Regions from separate parts of the Homo sapiens genome. Here region 2 is linked to region 1. A link is a loop called in an ENCODE intact Hi-C map of the cell type or tissue named here. Cell type or tissue: HCT116. All regions are shown on one strand. Each heading gives the region's core, and the rest is flanking DNA. Links, peaks and the distances in the headings are about the cores only. Region 1 holds the start of MIR4709 (microRNA 4709). Region 2 overlaps LOC105370564 (a long non-coding RNA gene).

What was found. Hi-C counts contacts between places; a loop is a spot of excess contacts. Peaks named below come from ENCODE experiments on the same cell type or tissue, not always from the same donor. Only the 100,000 strongest peaks of a DNase experiment are listed, where the experiment ranks them.
Region 2: a loop joins it to region 1, with 3 times the contacts of the local background. A loop is called at or near these places in 2 of 110 quality-filtered maps.

What each region holds. Positions count from the first base shown.
Region 1 is chr14:74,475,031-74,483,366 of GRCh38, reverse strand. It overlaps NPC2 (NPC intracellular cholesterol transporter 2), which reads left to right. Exons shown (of 5, transcript NM_006432.5): 4 at 2,588-2,665; 5 at 3,079-3,427. The coding sequence ends at 3,093. It overlaps MIR4709 (microRNA 4709), which reads left to right and starts at 3,163; the gene lies at 3,163-3,234. It also overlaps a transcript of SYNDIG1L not described here and the pseudogene RAP1AP. In HCT116, for the core only: a CTCF peak has its summit at 4,146 (motif pointing right); no DNase peak of the experiment used is centred there.
Region 2 is chr14:74,203,991-74,212,326 of GRCh38, reverse strand. LOC105370564 (a long non-coding RNA gene) reads left to right here. Exons shown (of 3, transcript XR_944025.3): 3 at 3,376-3,466. Among named protein-coding and RNA genes, the nearest start is that of VSX2, 31 kb to the left of the region's middle. In HCT116, for the core only: a CTCF peak has its summit at 4,183 (motif pointing left); a DNase peak (open chromatin) is centred at 4,156.

The DNA of each region.
Region 1 (8,336 bases), core at 288-8,287:
CACTGTCATGCTAAATTCTGGCCCTGTTCTTTGCCAACTACTCACTCATCTTCCAGGTCACATTTATTGCCAACCAAAATCATTGGAACATCTTCTGTGTCCTTAACCAGTAAAATCTGTTCCCTCAGGTCCTGTAAGTCAAACGTGGACTGAATATACTAGTGCAAAACCTTGGCCATTCTTCATATACAAATCCCTCATTGCTGTAAATTGCCCTGTGCCTGCAGTATCTAGGATTTTAAGCATACACTGTTGGCAGTTGACTTCAACTTGCTTTCTGTAGGAATCTTCTATCGTTGGGTCATATTTTTCAACAAAAATTCCCTGAACAAACTGAACCATCAGAGCAGACTGCCCAACACCTCCTGAACCAAGGACCACTAGCTCACCCGTGATGTGGTCTGTTTAAATACTGATGATTCCCCCAGTCTGGCACCTCCTCCACCTCCTCCTCCCTCCTCCCTCCTCCCTCCTCCCTCCTCCCAGCTGCGGCTCCTGCTTCGGCTCTGCACAGCAACGGCTGATGCCATTTTTATATACAATATTTCACTTGGATCTCATGACCATCCTATGTAGAGGTGATATTATCTCTATTTTACAGCTGAAGAAATTTGAGCCTCTGAAGTTATGCAATATGAACAGAGTCCACTCCACTAAGAAGCAGTGGAGCCCAGGTTTTGAGCTGGGTCTTATAACTCCAAAGCCTGTGCAATGTTAAAAGATTTTAGCCAGGTACCAAATAATTAAAGATCCAAGTTGTCTTAACATTGTCATCAGAAAATCCTGGTTTCTCCATTAATCTCTTAACAAAACAAGAGAGCAGTAGTTTGTTAGCTCCATGGCAGAGAGGTAGCTTTTTCCAGCCTTCTTTCTGCCCTCCAATCCCCACCTTCACCTCTGACCCATCCCTGCTGCACCTACCTCTTTTTCTACCAAGCACTCATAAGGTAGATCCTGCTGCAGTGGACCTGTATTAAAGATATGTATCTTGATAAGAATGGAGGAAATAGAGGGATGGCCTTTTTCCATGAAGAAAAAGAGCCGCATTTCTTGAAATCAAGTAGAACTCAGGAGCAATATCTGGCCATTTATTTTCTAGGAAAGGTAAGTAATTAAAGAACATTCTAAAGAGACTCAAATATAGGATGTCTGTGCTTAAGGGCTGTTGGAGACCTTAGAGGTCAGGGACAGATTAGTAGATGAATATCCACATAACCATGGGCATGTCTGAACCTCAGTTACGTATGCAGTGACTAGTCAGAGCCTGATACGTAGTAGGTACTTAATGTATGGTAGTTATTGTCTGTTAAATGAGTTACATTTAATTTGAAAAATAGCTCAAACTGCTTAAGCACTAAATGAAGCAGTAGTTAATGTATACTAGTCTGGAAAAACTCACAAGGCAAGTTTCAAGAACCTGAATATCAGTGCCACTCACATGTTCCATTGTGAAGAAACATTAGAGTACAAAAGAGAGGTAGTAACTAGTGACAAGTAAGCTAATGTCCACATAAGAAAGGACCTGCAGAGTGTCAGTGAGTTATCAAGAATTGGAAGGGACCACTCACGTGATATGAGTGTAACAAGTCAAGGCAGGGATTTCTGATGAAGTACATTATTAGAAAGCAGTTTAAGGGCGTTAACTGAAAGTATATTGCTACAAAAGGTTGTCATCCTTGAAATTATTCATACAGCTACAGACTTCTCTAGGCCATCTTTTGTGCTTTGACATTTCCATTTCTAGCTAACAAGAACGTTTCCTTATACCTAAGAATCTAAATTTTTTTTACTCTCTGCTCTTCATGGTTACATTGGGAAAAAGCTGGATCAGATTGCCAAATACATGAGAAATTGCTTAAATGTGAAATTATTCATGTAAGCCTTCATGTGTTAGTCCATTTGCCTTGTTGTAAAGGAATACCTAAGACTGGGTAACTTGAAAAGAGGTTTGATCAGCTCACGGTTCAGCAAGCTGTACCTGAAGCATAGTGCCACCACCTGCTTCTGGTGAGGCTTCAGGAAGCTTACTGTTAGGACAGAAGGCAAAGGGGAGCCAGCGTGTCACATGGCCAGCACTAAAGCAAGAAAGAGAAGGGGGAGGCCCCAGACTCTTTTAAACAGCCAGATCTCATGTGAAGTCAGTGAGAACTCACTCATCACCAAGGGGACGGTGCTAAGCCGTTCATGAGGGATCTTCCTCCATGATCCAATACTTCCCACCAGGCCCACCTCCAACATTGGAGGTCACATGTCAACATGAAATTTCAAAGGGACAAATAACCAAACCGTATCACTTCATTTATATGCCATTGATCTAAGAGAGAAGAGAATGCTTTAGAAATTACATTTGATAAATTAACCAAGTTAGTATGTGGTGCTGCTAGCATCAAATCACAAGTATAACTTTGTTCACTCTCTTAAGGCTGTAAGCTGTGCCCACATGCTAAGCAGCCCTCATGATTTAAGAAAAAAAGTATGAGGAGTTAGGAAGTTTGCTACTGTACATCTAGGATTCATAGTTAAACCAATTATGGATAGAAGTCAGGTCCTATTTTCATTTTTCTCAATTATTTTTCTCTTTCTCCAGATAAAACTGGTGGTGGAGTGGCAACTTCAGGATGACAAAAACCAAAGTCTCTTCTGCTGGGAAATCCCAGTACAGATCGTAAGTCTATCTGGGGGTGAGAGGGCATGGGTGGAGGGAAGAAAGTGGAGGAGAAATCAGACTGAAACTAAATCAGTGCCATAAGATAAAAGGAATTTCAAGACTGCTGTTTTATGCCTCTCAACCTCTAAAAGCATCTGAGACCCTATTTCCTGAGAGCTCAGAACTGTTGCCTTTGTAATATCCTTTGTTAAAAAAAAAAAAGGTTGAAGGAAAGAAGAGAGAGTGAGACTGTAGAGATTGATTTAACTGTCTTCATTGGTTTTTTTCTGTCGGAGTAAGGAAGGTCCAGCCAGACAGGACCTGAAGGAGGTTGCTTAGGAATGTCTGATAACTTGCCCTAGGGTTATTGCCCTGACAGTGGAGGAAAGGTTCCAAACCACTTCCACTGAGCTGGGACATTACATCCACAGGTTTCTCATCTCTAAGTGCCTCATTGAGTTCGGTGCATCTGGCCAATGAGTCTGCTGAGACTCTTGACAGCACCTCCAGCTCTGCTGCTTCAACAACAGTGACTTGCTCTCCAATGGTATCCAGTGATTCGTTGAAGAGGAGGTGCTCTGTAGCAGAAACTGAGCTCCGGGTGGCTGGTTCTCAGTGGTTGTCTCATGTCTCTTTTTCTGTCTTAGGTGGTTTCATTAAATGCAGCACTTGGTTAGCAGATGTTTAATTTTTTTTTTAACAACATTAACTTGTGGCCTCTTTCTACACCTGGAAATTTACTCTTGAATAAATAAAAACTCGTTTGTCTTGTCTTCTGCATGTGGGCTGTGGTCTTCTCCTGCTCCTTTCAGGGTACATTCTGCTAGAACCATGGAAGGCAGGCCCCCAGTTCCGTGGTCCCAGAGTGCACTGAAGACATGACTTTTTCAGAAACTCTTTTTCCTCCTTTTTGTCCAGTAAGACCATATCTATTTTATATAAAATGGCCTTGTTTTGCTTTATTTGACACAATCTTATACCACCAAGCATGCTCGAAAGAAGCAGTGAAAGTAAAAATCACCTAGTTGAATAATAACGCCTGAAAGGTTGAAGGAACTGAATTTGGTGGGGAGGGCAGGTAGGGGTTAGGGATTACAGGTTAGGATGAGGCATGGTGATCTTTTGGGAACACTGCTGTGAAGAAAGCCTAGAAGCTTAAAAATGAAATGTGAAGTTGTAGCAAGTAATGGCTAAATTAATTAAATCTTGGAGTTTCCTATCTTAAAGTACAAGTATAATCATGGGCATATATTTTGCCACCTATTTTGAGTCAGTATACTAGCAGTCAGCTCTTAGGTGGTACAGGGATTACAACCCCATTCACAATTGAGTTGAATAACATGGACCTTAGGTCATCCATTGTTAGGGCAAAAGGAAGGAACATTCATACAAAGTGCTTGTGAGCAAGTGATTGATTTGATCCAGTTCTTTTCATCCCACTAATTTCACTAGACCCTTGGATTTCTTTGGTCTGTGAGTTTCCCAGGAAAACCACCAGGGGACAGTGATGGATCAGGAATACAGTTATCAACAGCCAAGCTTTCCTAGTTAATGCTAGGAGCCAGTCAACCAGTGTACTTTTTACCTAAGATCTTTTGTGTATCCTGCCACATTGAGTCTAGAGTGACAGTCCACCTTGTCTCCCATACCAGACTCTAGATGTATCAGAATTGTGTGAATTCCTGAGGCTGTTAACTGTTGTGCGGGTCTCTGGCTTCGGACTGCCTATGGTTGAATCCTGGCACCAACAATTAACAGGACTACCAGTGTGATCTTGAAATCACTTCATCTCTCTGTGTGTCAGTCTCCTTATCTGTTAAATAGGACTAATAATAATAGGGCTGTGAAGACTAAATGAGATGAGGCATGTAAAACACTTAGAATGACCCTGGCTATAGTATATACTCTCTAAATGTTAGCTGTCACTCTGGGAGACAGACATTCTTCTTTGTCTACAAATAGCAGGAAAATTAGAAGGTTCAATCTGAGATTTGATGATGTCTCCTCAGAAGGATGAGGCTATCCTCTGTGCACAAGAACTTTCTGAAAGGCCTGGAAAAGCTCAATTCTCATGTGTCCACTGTCTCCCTATTCCCAGAAGATTTCTCATGCCATTTAGCTCCTTTGAAGTTAACAGCTACCCACCCTGCATACTCCTCTGCCCTTGTGTTAAAAGAAGACAGGACTCACAATACCATGCAAAATGAGTACTTGCCTCTAGCTAGGAACAGTGCCTACTTCAGGGAGAATTGATTTTGATACAGCTGACTAGTTTGAGTGTTAAACTATTTTGGAAATAATTTACATATCTAAGTTCTAAAATATATTTTTCTTTCCTCCACTTATTCTTCAAATTTGAAACAATGTTTTAATACTGTATATCTTTCATTGTTTATAACTTGCATTCTTTGTGAAAATTTGTTCTTAGGGACAAAAAAATTCTTAATCTTTTTATGTGTAAAGCAGGAACAGACAGATAATACATAAACAGATACATATTATATCTGCGGTATTAAAATTTGGTGGGGTGGTCGATTAGGATTAAAAGGTCCATAAAAGCTCCTGTAAGGAGTGATAATGAAAAGGGTGGGGAAGCACTAAAGACAAAGAGTATAAGTAGATATTTCAGAAATCGAAATTAAAAAGTATTTCGGCTAGTTTATACCCTTCCATCAGAGCAAAAGGGGAACACAACAGCTTGTGACTGTTTGCCAGCCATCGCGGGGCTACATGAAGCCTGCAGCCGTGAGCTAGGTAGGGCTCCCGTGGGGGGATTAGTTTGAAAGGTCGTCTTCTACAGACAGTTCACAGACGCCCCCGTGAGTCATTAAAACATTGAGAAGCACTGAATCTTAGGTATATCAAAAAGGTCATCCTCTTTCCAATGACCGTCTCATGCTTTTCTAGTCCACGGAGCAGGTTTTGGAGGCTCAGCTCTTACATGAATTCCAGGACAGATAAATCCCAGATTCTAATTGTTGAAATAATAATGAGGGGCACCCCTGCTTATAGAATAAAGGGAACCCAACACCTCATATCTCCAGTTTGGGAAAAGGTTAAATATGAAGACTAGTATTCAGTCAAATCTTCATACTAATAAAAAGCAACAAGCATGGAGTAATTTTAAATCCTGCATATTTGGTTTTTAAATCTTAGTTGACTTTTTTTAAAAGGAACAGAGTGATCTTTTTTTTTTTTAACACAAAGTCTTTCAGAAAAGAAACAGGGTGATCTTGATTATGCTTTGGAAAGGTTGATAAAAACAGCTTGTTCTCTGAGAACACCCTCCAGACATAGGAAGAGTGGCTTGAAATAGGTGAGGTCAACTAAGAGAAAATGATCTGGGATCAGCCATTCACTTCAGATAATCCAAAAAGCAATGGTTAAATGGGTTGGTACAAGGACAGGGTTACAGTATATAAGAAAAGCATTAGCACAGAAAAAGGAGTCGTGTAAGAAAGTCGCCAAGGTGAAAGTCACGTTAAACAAGTGTTTTTCCCAAGGAAGAGACAGAACAGGAAATAGAGGTTGGGGTATGCCTTATTTAAAGGCCTGGAACACTCAGGCGAGGGTGTGTGTGTGTGTGTGTGTGTGTGTGTGTTGGGAATGGGGCTGGGGGGAGACAGGGTTGTGTGTGTGTGTGTGTGTGTGTGTGTGTGTGTGTGTGTGTGTGTGTGTGTTGGGAATGGGGCTGGGGGGAGACAGGGTTGAGTGACCCAAAGTAGAAAGTGGCTCTGGATCTCCACAGATGTTGCCTGAAAGTCTTTGAAGGATTTGAGTCATTTTGGGTGGTTGTGTCTTTTTCTCTGAAGAGAATTCCTCAGCCTATCCCTAGATTCTAAACTGAATCCGATTCACTTACAGCTGTCAGTTGACTAGCAACTAAATGGTCTGGGTGTTGGTTGCCATGGAAACAGCTAAAAGGCCCATTGCTATGGGAACCTACCAGGCTCTCCAAACCAGGGGTTTGGTTCCTAAAAAGGGGTGGAGGGGAGGGTGGAGACCAGGAGATGGCCTGCATAGGTGGCTCAAGGGTCCTGGAAGAGGGTGGGCAATGTGGGTGAGTGGATCCGGCCAGCTCCTCTCGACTGGGGCAGAAGAACAGTGACCTCTTCTACTTTCTGCAGATGTTCCCATGCCTGTTCTCTGCTCACTGCCCAATGCTAGCCACAGAGCACAGGTGTTTGCAGTTGCAAATGGAGACTAAGAGCCTGAGATTCTGGAGCAGACGTGGCATGTCAGTGTGGCTCCCCTCACCTGCAGGGGCTTGGAGAAGGACGGCTCCCTTCTAGCAGGCCGTCCTCCACAAATCATATGTCCCAGATAAGCAGCCAGCAGGCAGAAAGATCAGCTTAGCTCTGACTGCCAGTGGGTAAGGCCAAGAAGGAGCCTGGCAGACAAATGGATGGCTGCTGGCCTTGAACATGGCAGAGCTGCTGGGTGTGCCAGATCAAAAAGCAGAGAGCAGGCCAGCAGCAGCAGACTGTTCTCAGCGCTGGAGAAATGCATTGCTCTGCCCACTACACCCTCAACCATCCATATGCCTCTGCCACAAAGGGGGATACTGCAAATGGATCAACATAGGAAAGATGAGGTTTGATGGAGATTCTCAGTGTACACACACAATGCTTGTAAGATTCTTTTCTGTTTTGCAATCAAAGTAACTCTCACATTAGTGTTTAGTGGTAAGATGATTTTTTTACTAAAACAAAGAGAAAACATCCCAGAAGCTCTTCCATTAACCACTGTTAATGTGTAATGTACAAATTGAAGGGATTGGACTAATCACTAAAGCCTCTGTCAGGACTAACAGCTTATGATGCATTGAGACGCTGAAAGGAAGTTGAAGAACCACTGGCAAATGGACACAGATGAATCGTTTTCTAGTTACTCATATTGTGAGGGCGGGGAAAATCTCTGAACTCCAGAGAGGCTTAGGATGGAGACTAAGGCCAAGACATTTGCTTTAGAGACCATTTCAGATATGTTGGGCCCAGGAGACTTTCACTTGGTTCTGCAGAATTCTGAGATTTGTGATGCTGATTTTTTTTTCTCCTAATCTTGCCTTTTTCCTGCCTGGAATTGTTAGTCTCAGACCCTCCCAGGAGCTTCAGAGTCTAAGAGCCTGGCACCAGAGAAAGAGAGAGAGAGAGATGCCACTAGAACTTGGACTGCTCCACAGGACAGTTGAGCACTTCCCCAGAATCTGTGGGGAGGTTTTCACTTTTGGAAGCAGTAGTTGTTTACAGATTTCTGTAACATTTAAAATGTTAAATACAAGCTGGGTTTATATCTCACCTCCAACTTTTTCCAGCTGCTTGACTTTTGATGAGTTCCTTAACCTCTTAGGGCCTTAATTTCCTCAGCTGTAAAACAGGATGATAAGAATATACCCACCTCAGGTGGTTCTAATGATGACATGAGATGGGGGATGCAAAGTGCTCAGTGCAGTACCTGACGCATAATAAGTAGCTGAGAAAGGTCGTTAGTATTATTATTATCATCCTAGATAAAAAAGGAAGGTTGCAGCCATGGAAACTGCTCAGTGGCCTAGAATCATAGGCATTTGCCATGCATTTGTCTTCCAAATTTAATTCCAGGTGCCTTTCAAGACTGATGGCCTCTCTGATGCCACACTCTGGTTTGCCTTCATTAAGCCAGATTCTAACCCTCTCTTTTTAAGACACTT
Region 2 (8,336 bases), core at 319-8,318, 270 kb after region 1:
AACTGTACAATGAACATCTATGATAGGTCAGGCTCTGGAGAAACAGAAACACACATCTGGTCCTCGCTCTTGAGGAGCCCCCAGTCTGGGGACTGATTTCTCAGTAAAGGGTGGGTAGACAAAGGTGCTCCCTCGAAGGAGAGCCCAAGGGTGCAGCATCTGGGCTTGGAGTTTGACTGACAGCCCTCCCCCACATTGAGGTCACGGTGAGTGAGGGCACAGGACAGGGCCCTCCAGCCCTTATGCTCAGTCACTGGTGGAGCATGAGTGGCAGCTGCCAAAGGGACATGTTGACCATCTTCTGTCCTTCTTTCTGACTTCATAGCTTTGAACCCAGGGTGAGTCTGGGATCCTCTAGATTCCCCTATGCTATTGCCCCAAATAGCTTCCATGGGGTGGTTTGAAACATAAAAACCATCAGCTTTCATCAACACTTCCCTCTAGAGGCTCAGAGAACCTTAATTTCTTTTAAGGCACAGCTTACCTAAAGTGTGCAGCCACTAACTGCACAGCTCGATGAATGTTTACACACATACCCTCCTGTGTTAACCAGCACTCAGATCAAGACAGAGAATATTTCCAAAACCCCAGAAGGCTCCCCGGGCCCCTTTTCAGTTAATACCTCCAAGGTTACTACTATTTAGACTTCTATCACATAGATTAGTTCTGCCTGTTCTAGAATTTCATACAGATGGAGTCATACGGTATGTGCCCTTCATTCGTGTTTGGGAGATTCATCCATATTACTGTGTGAAGCGGCATGGTAGTTTGTTCATTCTTTATTGCCAGTTGGCATTCCACATAGAATATACAATCTATCCATTCTCCTGCTGATGGCCTTTGTTCCCCAGTTTTTTACTTGAATGAATAAAGTTGCTATTGTTTTCACACGTGTCTTTTGGTGTCAACTCATTTTTGTTGGGTATAAGTGGAATAGGCAAAGGTATATTCTTTGAATTCTTTTTTTTTTTTTTTTTTTTGAGACAGTCTCACTCTGTTGCCCAGGCTGGAGTGCAGTAGCACAATCATGACTTTCTGCAGCCTCAAACTCCTGGGTTCAAGTGGTTCTCCTGCCTCTGCCTCCCAAGTAGCTGGGACTACAGGTGTGCACCACCATGCCTGACTAATTTAATTTTGGAGAGATGAGGTTTCACTATATTGCCCAGGCTGGTCTTGAACTCCTGGCCCCAAGTGATCCTCCTGCCTCAACTTCCCAAGGTAATGGGATTACAGGTGTGAGCATCATGCTTGCCACCCCCTGTCTTTTTTTTTGACAGCGTCTCACTCTGTGGCCCAGGCTGGAGTGCAATGCTGCCACCATAGCTCACTGCAGCCTTGAACTCCTGGGCTCAAGCCATCCTTCCGGCACTGCCTCCTGAGCAGCAGGGACTACAGGGATGTACCACTGCGCTGGCTAATTTTATTTAATTAAAAACATTTTTTTTGTAGAGATGGGGTCTCACTATGTTGCCCAAGCTAGTCTCTAGCTCCTGGACTCAAGTAATCCTCCTGCCTCAGCCTCCCAACATGCCGGGATTACTGGTGTGAACCAACGCATCTGGGACACTTGATCCTTTCGACAACCTGGTGAAGTAGTTATTTTCCCCCTTTAACGGAAAAGGAAACTAAGTTCAATAAGGGTAACAATCCTATCCAAGGCCACACCCCAAAGCTATTAAGTAGCAGAAACCACATTAAAACTAGAGTGATCAACGGTCACATGGTCAAGACTGTTATTCCTCCCAGGAAACCCCTGAGTTCCAAGCAAATCAGACGGCTAGTCACCCCAATTCAAACCCGACTGGACTCAAAAATGGAGCTTTTTTTTTGTTTTTTGTTTTTGTTTTTGAGATGGAGTCTCGCTCTGTCACCCAGGCTGGAGTGCAGTGGTGCGATCTCAGCTCATTACAAGCTCCGTCTCCCGGGTTCACGTCATTCTCCTGCCTCAGCCTCCCGAGTAGCTGGGACTACAGGTGCCTGCCACCACGCCCGGCTAATTTTTTGTATTTTTAGTAGAGACGGGGTTTCACTGTGTTAGCCAGGATGGTCTCGATCTCCTGACCTTGTGATCCACCCACCTCAGCCTCCCAAAGTGCTGGGATTACAGGCATGAGCCACCGTGCCCGGCCCCAAAAGTGAGCTCTTAATCATCAGGCTGGGATTTCCTCTGGCCTAAAATTTCACCAGACAGCACATGGTGTTAACATAGACTCAAGGCAGAATATTTTGTCTTCAAAACACTCTTGTGATATAAGGATTTTACTTGTTTTTGTTTTATTTTGAAGAAAGTGATTTCATTTAAAGTAGATCTGAGTTAGGTAAGAATAAAATTATTTATATGAAAAGAATTTTCTAACACATTAATCCATCAAACAAGGATTTATTCAGCACCCATGAGCTGAAAAGAAGTTTAAGGCAGTCCTTGACTTCAAGAAATTAATCATTTACTTAGGGAGCTAAGAGTAAAGCTTAAGGAATAAAATTAGAGGATAATAAACAGTAATAATAATCACCCCATATGTGAGTACTTACTGTGCCCAAGGGGCTTTACCGAGTCTAATTTAATCTTTACAACACAGCTGTGAGATATGTTCTGCTGTTATGCTCATTTCAGACGAGGAAACCAAGACTTGGTGAAGTGAAGTGATTTGGTCAAGGAAAAAAATCATTGAGCTGTTCACTTAAGATTTGTAGATTTAATATAAATGAGTTACGCTCTGATAAATCTTTATTGAATGGGAAACCCTTGAAAATACGGACATTTTTTGCTTTCTCTGCTCTTGAATTTCCTATTCCCCAATAATTTAGTGCAAAATGTTAAAGATGTATTTTGGCTTGTTTCATTTTAGGAAAATAGCAGGTCGGGTCAAAATGGCGCTTTTAGCCTTAATGGCTTGGGTGCAAATAGGCATAGCTTGTGACTGTGAAATCAGAGGTCCTGGGTTGCAGAGGGGTCCTGGAGCTGACACAGGCCAATGGGCCAGTACAACCTGCTTGGTTCCCCAGCTGCATGAACTGTTGGCCCCATGGTCAGTCCTGACCAGAAATGCACAAGGGTATTTGTCCCCTGGGTCCTCAAGGTCAGCTCCTCTGTCTCCCTCCAACACACCCCAAACCTTATCATATCCCTCAACCTCCTGACCCTGCCACCCATCTCTGCTTTTCAGGTTTGCAGGCCCCCACCCAGAGGCACCTTCATCATTCCTCCCTGACGTGTCGACTTTCATTTTCCTAGGACGAGTCTCATTTGACAGTCTCCTGCCCATATTTCTAAGCTCTCTGGGTCTCGTTGTGCTATTTCTCTGTCCTCTCTGGGGTTTGTAACACCAATCATCTGCAGGTTTCATTAGCATGCTGTTTACCCCTGTCTTTCAGATCATTAATGAAGATGTGAAGTGAGACACCAATCCTCACAGCCCCCACCACGTGCTCCCTCCCATGCCTGGCGCTGCTGGAGTCATTATCCTTCCTGGTGTGACAGGGTCAGAACCAAACCAATTTGCATCAGTCTTTGGTGATGTTGTGAAGCGTCGCCTGCCCTGCAATCCTGCTGCTGTAACAACTGCTTCAGCTGTCTGTTCTGGAGTGCTCTTCGCTCCTTTGGAAGACTGATCAGATCTGGCCACCCCAGTTCTGGCTGAAAGCCCTAGAGCGACCGCAATGGTAGGGCAGGATTCAGGGCTACACATGGCTGACATTGTTCCTTCTTCGTTTTGCTCTTCTGAGCTGGACAGAAAGCAGTCCCTCTTTGGAAAACAGGATGGACAAGTGCATACATTAGTGGAGGACGCAGCAGATGTGGCAGGCATAGAATTTTACTCATTGCTCCATCTATTTCTATCAAGGAAAATGGGGAGTGCTCCCAATTTCCGCCCATTTTCTAGCCCAGGCCTAGTCAGATGTGTGGGCTTGTATATTCTGGGAACCTGGGGCTGATGTGGTCAAGTCACTTCTTGGGGACAAGGTCAATTCTTCTCCATTTTCTCATGTCATTTGGTCCTGAGGGTTTTATATCTTCTTTAGCAATTCCATGACTATGCTTCTCATCCTGCAGGGAAACTGACTTTATATACACACTTGTCTCCCAATAAAAGTGAGAACCACCTCCTACATATCCCTTGTGTCTTCCAGACTCCAACTCAGATGAAATGCACTTCCTTCTCTTTCCTGATTGTGCAGCGCCTCCAACTGGTTGTTTGTGATGAAAACATGAGTATAATTACAGACTCTTCTCTGACCCATTTCTACTCCTGACCCCCAACTCATCTTTTCTTCCTTCTCTCCAATTGGGAAGGGGAAGGGAAGCAAGGAGAAAGTAGCGAAGGAAACTCTCGCAAACACATCTGAAGTAAGATGCTGCATGTCCAAGAGCTGGGGGAAACTTAACGCTACGACTCTACAGCAAAGTTAGGTGAGACATATTTTCTCAGGGTAGGTAAGGAAAGACTGAGGAAAAAGATAGCTATTTGGCAACACTGAACACCTACTGACTGAATGATTTTTTTCTGCTCCTGGGCAAAGGCTCTGAGGAGTGTGGGGAGAGATGGGACTGTCATGAATAGGGAACAAGTTTTTTTTTTCCACATTACATGCAATGAGGTAGAGATCCTAGGGTATAGCTGGATGCTTATTAGGTGCTCAGTAAACACTTATTGGTGTACAGATTGATATACATTTGCATACTAAAGAACAAATTTCATTACCATATACAAAGGTTATCGATGAACTATGTATGTATGCACATGTGTGCAGGATAACAGGCTGAGCTGAGAAGCAGGGCTTTTAAAATCTGTATATCCGGCCCCAGAGGCTTTTTTCTCCCTGTATTATAAAATCAATACCTGTTTCCGTAGAGAGTTTGGAAAATGTAGAAGAAAACAACAATACCCCATATTCCTCCAACCAGGCAGCAAGCACTATTACCACCTTCGCCTATTGCCTTCCATTCACCACCCCACTGTAATTGTTATATCTGGCCATTTCACTTATCCTTATGACAAAACCATTTCTTCCATGATATCATAACCTCTTTGCAAACACACCAAATGGCTGCATGGCAGTTCGCTACGGGAATGTACCATGATTTACTCAACAGCTGCACATCTGAACAGCCTTTGGGCCACTTGAAGGCAGAGGCAGCAGCAGCAGAGGTGGATGGCGGGAAGTAGGAGGCCAAGGTGAAGCAGCTCGCAGGACCTTGCTTCCCCATGAGCCCCCCGACCACCATTCCTCAGAGATCATTTCTGGTTCCAATCCTCACATATCCTTCATGGGTCCTGCCACAGCCAGCACTTCTCATTTCTACTCAGCCTCAAGTCACTGACTTTCCCAACTTGACTCTTCTCAGCTGCTCCTTTGTGTGAAGTCACTGGCTCAGGCCAGCTTGGCTCCTGGGGCTTGGCTGCGTCCAGAAAGGCCCTGGGATGTGACCTTCAGCCTCGCTTGACCCTGAGGCCTCAGGCTGCAGTCAGGCGAGGGTCTCTCCATGGGCTCCCAGAGAAGGCAAAGCCCAGAGGAGGCTGCTGCGGGAGCAGAAGCCTGAGTGGACCCTGCTTAGTCCTGGAAAGGGACCTGACAGGTTTGCGAGAACCTGACAAATCTCACACCATAGAAAACTATCTGGCCCAGGCACAGTGGCTCATCCCAATACTTTGGGAGGCGGAGGTGGGCGGATCACTTGAGCCCAGGAGTTCGAGACCAGCCTGGGCAACATGGCGAAACCCCATCTCTGCAAAAAATACAAAAATTAGCCAGATGTGGTGGCACGTGCTTGTGGTCCCAACTACTTTGGAGGCTGAGGCAGGAGGACTGCTTGAGCCCAGAAGGCAGAGGTTGCAGCGAGCTGAGATCGTGCCACTGCACTCTAGCCTTGGTGACAGAGGGAGACCCTGTCTCACCAAAAAAAGGAAGGAAGGAAGGGAGGGAGGGAGGGAGGCAGGGAGGGGGGAGGGGGAGGAGTGGGGGAAGGAGGGAAGGGAAGGGAAGGGAAAGGAAAAAGAAAACTATCTGGAGGAATGTGGAGGACTGGTGGGTTAGGGGTAGGAGGTTATGACTGAATCAAACAGGGAAGTGTGTTCCTGTGCAGTGATTGGAAAAGCATGGATGCTCAGAAAATACTAGGACTACAAAGATTAGCAAAGTACAGTGATTTGAGGCTTATGTATGCCAAGTTCAGTATCAGTTCAGAAACTTGCCAATGTCACAAAGTATACCTTTCCCTCCCTTGCTTAATGCCACTGTCTGTAGAGTCAACAATGGTTTCTACTGAGTGTCCATGCTGGCACAGGGCCTCAGTGGGTGGAAGGATGGGGGTAGGAGAAATAGTAAACTGTCAGCTCTTCTGAAGGGTTACAGAAATGGTATTCTGCTTAACTGACTAGTCAAGGTAACCAGAAGTTACTATATTTTCCCTATAGGGATTGCCAATGTTTTTTTTGTTTGTCGTTTGTTTTTGTGTGAGACAGTCTCACTCTGTCACCCAGTGTGGAGTGCAGTGGTGCAATCTCAGATCACTGCAACTTCTGCCTCCCAGGTTCAAGCAATTCCCTTCCCTCAGCCTCCTGAGTAGCTGGGAGTACAGGCACCTGCCACCCTGCACAGCTAAATTTTTTTGTATTTTTTCATTTTTTTTTTATAGTAGAGACGGGGTTTTGCCATGTTGGCCAGGCTGGTCTTGAACTCCTGACTTCAAGTGATCCACCCGCCTCAGCCTCCCAAAGTGCTGGGATTACAGGTGTGAGCCACCATGTCCGGCCTAGGGATTGTCAATTTTTAACAAATGTGAGTATAATAAAAAATTAAATACTACATGGAATCTGTTTTATAGATCTATCCATCAAGCAATTATATACGTAATGGGTAAGATATGCCATGCACCATTCTCAACACTTTGCAATACTCGTTTAATCTCTACAGCTACCCTAGTAGTTAGGTGCTATTTGCACCCAGGCAGCCTGACTTCAGAGCCTGTGCCCTTATCCATGATGCTGATATGACTCTTTAAAGTGGAAAAAGTCCTAAGGAAACCAAGGCTTAGAGAGAAGTAACTTACACAAGATCACCCCTGCCTCTCTCTCAAAATCCAAGCACTTACTATATCTTAGACCAGCAATGAGGCTATGAACACCGAATGTCAAGGCACAGTTCATTCTTTCAACAAATGCTTATTTTAGCACCTATTATGTGCCAGGTAGTTCTGTTTATAACCAAAGAAACTGTAGGAAATTGAACAAATTTGGATCAATTCTTTGGCATGTCCCAAAAGTTATTTTTAAAAGTCAAATCTTATCATTATCCTCTCTGTGCCTCAGAAAACTGAAGGTAGAAAAACAATGCAACTCTGATTACTTGAGTTTTTTGGCTCCTCAGATTCTACATAACTGAATCTCCTTTGGTATTGGAGGTCACTTTCAGAAACATCAGGTATAGAGATCGAGACAGAAAGCAGAGGGCAAGAGAGAGATGAAAATATGTGAGCCCAATTCTGCTCCGAACTTGGGTTTAATTGAGATTCCAACTGCCACTCTCCCCTGCATTCCTTTGTCCCTGGCTATGACCAAGTTTACGGCTGTATCGCCCCAAGTAATCCCCGTAATGGGCTGCAATCCTGGGGGAGCTGTTTTTGTTCATTAAGTGACCAACCTCTGAGCCACATGGAGCGCGGCCAGTTACAGCTTCTTGCCCTGGCAGATGGGCCACTTTTCTGTTTTAAAAAAACAGGGATCTTTCAGGAGAGAGGAGATAGTAGGCAGGGGTTGGGGACACAATCAGGGACATAAAGGTGATGGGTGCTAGAAATGAAGGCCAGAGTGAGGGGGGCAGTGGGTGCCCCTTCCAGGTCATGCAGTCTTCTAGGGCAGAATTCACTCACGTGCTGTGTGTTAGCTTTCTTTGCAATGGTAACTATAGTTGTGTAGGGCTTACAGTTTGTGAAGGGCTCAATGTAGTTCCTGGAGTGATGCTACCAGTCTGCAGAGGTGGGAGGAGTGAGGGGGCCATAGACAGGAGGCAGCGAATGAACAGAGTAGGGCAAATAGCTGAGAGGGGGCTTCCCCTGAGGGTCAGAAATTCTCAGTGCTTCAGACTCCAGCTCAAGTGACAGGGGCCAGGCTGTGCCAAGAGCAGTTCTCTCAAGCCAACTGACTCTTACCTCTCTGCCCACAGCCCCAGTGTCTGCTTCTTGAAGTTGGGGAAACATTGCAGCAGCTGCTTGTTGGGAGACCCGTCCCCTCACTGCACTGCCCCACCCCCTCCCCGCCACCTGCCCCACCACCCCATGTCTGTCCTCTGGGTAGAGTTGTGTGAAGCGGAAGACAATTTGGGGCTTATTAGTGTCC